2 separate regions of the Mus musculus genome follow, and region 1 is linked to region 2. A link is a loop called in an ENCODE intact Hi-C map of the cell type or tissue named here. Cell type or tissue: heart. All regions are shown on one strand.

Region 1 (2,500 bases), 560 kb after region 2:
TGGAGGAGCCTGCTTCAGGCCTCCCATCTCACATGGCTGCCCTGCTCAGCACCTGTTAGCCACATCAGCTCTGCCAACACAGCCCTGCACCCTCCAAAGTCCATCTAACTTTCTGTAGTTTCCTTTGGGGACGCATGAAGCCATCTATGTGTTTTTACGGTTCTCAGAGCTCACTCTGCTTGTCTGTGTGAACGCTGCTTAGCAGCCCCATTCCGATGGAACCGAGACTCACACAGGAAAACTCAACTTTCACTAATGTGGACAAGCATTGCTCTACCACAGCGCACAACAGCAGCCTCGAGGGCCTGGAGCTGGGAACCGGAGCCAGGTAGACGGGAAAGGTCATGATCACGTGTTCAGAGCACTGAAAACTGAGTAGCTCAGAGTGTGTTCTGCAGCTGAGTTCTGTTCTCAATTATTCACGATCTTGACTGGGATTCAAGGTCACTGTATCTCCGCATCTTTCATTCTGAGAGGACCACGTGGTGCTGTCCACTCCCAATAGGCTGCCACGAGTACAAAGCTGTGCAGAGACAGGCCAGCTGCAACAGGCAGGGTTTGCAGTATACATACATCCCTGACAGATGGACCCGAGCTCAGCCGGGCTGGGCTGTGGATCCTGAGCATAACTGAAAGTTCCTTCCTGCAGAAGAGAGAAAGGTCCCAGGCTGGACCCAAATCCCAGCGCCGGGCACATCTGAATCATTTCCATGGACACAATCCAGAAGGCCTGATGGTCAGCCATGCCCACTCCTTCCTGCCCACAGTGTCTACCTGCAAGAAGCAACCACCAACAGCCCTGGGCTCTACAAAGCTGTGAGACACCCCCCCCCCCCCCCCACACACACACACACTCGCTCTCTGATGAGGGAACAGGGCATTTGCATGTGTTTTTGTTTAGAAGAGGACAAGAATGAAGAACTTGAAAACTGAAGCCTAACTGGCTGGTCTCCCTTGAACCGCTCTGGCTGGATGCACACCCTCGGAAGTTCTCAAAGACTTATTTTCAAAGGGCTTATTTCTGAAGATTTCAAAAACGATGGTCAAATATAATCTTCTCTTTTTTCTTTCTGAAGAATAGCACATCTCAAAGTTATCTGAGTTTTACAGCCTGGAAGTTGTGAAGAATAGATCCTGGCCTGCTAGGCCCAAACAACAAAAGCAGGCAGCCCACCTGTATGCAGTGTAATCTCTTTTTGTTTTGTAATTACGGCCATCCCTGGGCCTGAGTAATGGAGAGCAAGGCAACAGCGCCATCTGTAGGTGGAGAGTGGCAGCGCAGACAGGACTCTGCCAACAGTGGCTCCGGTGTGCACGCCTTCCACACACTTGCACTCAGAACACACACACACTGACACATCACACACATGTGCACGAAAGGACACCACATCCACCACATACACATATCACAAATATACACGTTTACATGTCAGTGTACACACCAACAAACATCCACATATCTACATGTATGCATAACACATACACAGCACAGACCTATACACAAACACACTTCGCACATATTCATATAAATGCACACAAATTCACTATACACGCCATCCCACATACCCCATGATTCACACATGCAGATACGCACATGCACAATGATATCACACACATGTGCACACATACACACACCACATGCACACACCACACACCAAGCCCATACCATACCACACACAAAGAAACCACATATGTCTACCACTCATGTACCAACTTTATACATACAAAACCACCACACACACATCAAGGACACACCTTCTGCACACCCCATACACTACATAAGCACACACATACACACCACACATGTACACGCACACATGCACACACACACACACACACACACACACACATACACACCGCACTTCGGGAAGAGCTGAGTGCAGAGTTCTGTTATCTGAAGAGTAAATAAGTGGCCGTGATTACACTGGAGTGGGTTTGCTACATCTGTGAAGTTTCTAATTTTCTGTTCTCTTTTATCTGTAATTATTCCCATGTTAGGGCCTCCCCCTGTATAAATATTACTCATATGCAACACAAAAGACTAAGGGACACTCACTGCTATAACTGTTTAGTAGGGAAACATGTAAACCATCTTTGTGCTTATTAATGGAGCCTGGTTAAATTGATAGAGGCCTCTGAGGCAGTGAGGCTTGTGAAAACCTCACAGCTAGGAGGGCGCCAGGCAGAGGAGGGAGCAGGGGCATTGCCACTTAGAAGCTGAGGCTGCAAATGCAGCCTGGACAGTCTGACGTGGCTTGCACCGCTTTTGTACGATGAGTGCTCATGTAATCCTGAGCTCGTGGCATATTTGATAGAATATTTGATATTTGATGTCACATTTGACAGAATGTGCTGCAATCTGTGACATTCCAGTGACCATCCCATTATCCTCCCAGGTCTCCGCAAGACAGATTTCCTAATCCTTAAGTGTTGATGAATCGGTGTTATTTTGGCTGAGTGCAAGATTAGTTATGCAAACAGCTTCCCTGGAACTGTGAAG
Region 2 (2,500 bases):
CATACATATATGTATGTACACATTCATATCTACATATACATTCATATACATACACATTCACATATGCATACATGTTTATATGTATGTACACATTCACTTATACATACACATTCATATGTATGAACATATTTATATATACATACACGGTCCTATCTACATATGCTTTCATATGTATATATACATTTTTATATATGTTAATATCTACATGCACATTCATATATACATGTTTATATGTGTATTCACATTCATATATACATATACATTCACATATACATACATATTTATATGAATACTCACATTTATATGTATATATACATTACTACATATATAAACATTCACTTATACATACATGTTCATATGTATATTCACATTCACATATACATATGCACATGTCCGTGATCACTGACTTATCCTCTTTGGATCCTCTCTCTGTGCACACTCGTGTCCCTGGCTGATCATTTCATGTCTTCCAAATTCTGTTCAATCATCCTCCATCCACCCGCTTCCTGCCCACTGGGATCCAACTCTATCATGGTCTTTTCTCACTACCCATTGATAGCCTATGTCATCCAGGTGCTCCCTGCACGGACCACCTTTAGCACCAGAATATTGGCTGTCATTTTGGTTGGGCTTCTTTGAAAAGGCTCATCTAGACTGTAACTTCCCTTCACTCTGAGCAGGAGGGAATTTGGCTGCACCACTGTCCATCCCAATCCTGAACTGAAGGCCTGAGTGGCTGTGTCAAAGCCACAGACTGGACAAATTCTCTGAACCATACTTACACAGTCACTTTGTCTTTGACAATGAAAACTGAGAGTGAGCCAGATGTGGTGGCACACAACTTTGATCCCAGCATTTGGAAGGCAGAGGCCGGGAGATTTCTGTGAGTTCGAAGCCAGCTTGGACTTTATAGCAAATTCCAGGCCAGCCAAAGGTTCACAGTGAGATCCTGTCTAGAAACAGAACACAACAGAGCAAAACAAAAAATAACAGACCTGGGACCAAGAAGCTGGGGCCAGAAGTGGTGCACAGAGAGCAGGTTAGAGCTGGCCTAGAGTGGTAGGAAGACCACTAACCTAACACCATGGTCAGCAGGATAAGGCACAACTCAGGCAAGTGGGTGAATGGAGCTGCCACTAGAGGGCAGCATTCAGAGGTGTTGCTGGATCCCACTGAAGTGGTTAGCTCGTCCCTGGCACTTGACAGGGTGTCTGGTTAAGCACCCTGGACAGCACCCTGGTCAGCTCCCGGGTGGGTCAGCACCCGGGACAGCATGGGGGCAGCTGTGCAAGAACTTTCTGACCCTAAATGAACGGTGGTCACAGAATGGCCAAGAAATAAACATAATCTACCAGAAACTCTCAGCTCAGCCTGTCATGGTGATAACGCTCCACTGACCCAGCCTTATAGGACGCCTCTGTCTGCAGTGGGAGGTCCACCTCCTGCAAAGCTGTAGACTGTGTATACTTAGACAGGGGGAGTGCTTAATGGAGAACGCGGCCTCCAAAGAGGGAGGCGTGGACTTATCTCCCAGCTCTACAAAAGAGACCTCCAGTGCTTATGGCCCACTGGCTTGTAGGAAGAACCATTAGGGATGCCCATGAGAATCAGCACCATGCATGCCTTGAAGAGCCCCTAACAGGTGACCTAGAACAGCCAGAAGGAAGCCATAAGCCCTTTTAACCACTCAGCCCATCATATCACAGCAACAGCCTCTACCATACTTCTTGGGTAATGCTCTAAAGGGAAATGCCACTTTGATCCACCGAACGCATCTAGACACCCCACTGTGGTTTCCTAGCCTGTCTCATGGAACTCTGTGCAGTCCCATGTAGGAGGCTGCAGGTTGGGCTGCCCTGACTGCCAAGCCTTGGAGCTAATGCACACCGTTGTCACACAGCGTGCCCTTCCTGGGGCTTTGTCCATCTTGCTGACAGAAGGCTGGCAGCTGCCTGTGGAGAGGCCCCCCTTACAGGCGCTTACATCAGCCATTCTTCTGCCTTCTCCACTGTCCACACAGTGAGAGGCTGCCTTCTACACAGCTGGGTCTCTCCATCACTGCTGGTTTAGCACTGGGTGGGGTGGGGCAGGGTGGAGCACTGTTTCCAGGAATAGGCTGTGTTGTCTTAGGAAATGCAAACTGTACCTTGTACCTGTAGTGACCACACAGGGCTCATTTACCTTTAAATATGTAAATATGTCACTGCCTCTTTGCCGGCATGGCTGCAAGGCCTGTGTCTCTCCGGTCTGACTGTTGAGAATTGAGCAGTTTTGACAAAGCCGTTGAGAAAACAGCAAGAAGAGAAGGGAGAGAGGGAATAGTGTGGAAGCAGGGAGAGAGAGAGAGAGAGAGAGAGAGAGAGAGAGAGAGAGAGAGAGAGAGAGAGAGAGAGAGAGAGAGAAGACTGAGCAGGCAGCAAAAGGGCAAGGAGAGGAAGGGGAAAGAGGCAAAAATGAAAGAGGCTGAAAGGGGGGCTAAGAGGGGAAGGGGGAGGATGCA

Evidence for each region. Peaks named below come from ENCODE experiments on the same cell type or tissue, not always from the same donor. Only the 100,000 strongest peaks of a DNase experiment are listed, where the experiment ranks them.
Region 1: a loop joins it to region 2, with 5 times the contacts of the local background. A loop is called at or near these places in 10 of 42 quality-filtered maps.

Annotation. Positions count from the first base shown.
Region 1 is chr2:178,628,706-178,631,205 of GRCm38, reverse strand. No RefSeq gene overlaps it. Among named protein-coding and RNA genes, the nearest start is that of Gm40031, 4.8 kb to the left of the region's middle. In heart, a CTCF peak has its summit at 1,258 (motif pointing left); no DNase peak of the experiment used is centred here.
Region 2 is chr2:179,192,636-179,195,135 of GRCm38, reverse strand. No RefSeq gene overlaps it. Among named protein-coding and RNA genes, the nearest start is that of Gm35948, 150 kb to the right of the region's middle. In heart, a CTCF peak has its summit at 1,128 (motif pointing right); a DNase peak (open chromatin) is centred at 1,145.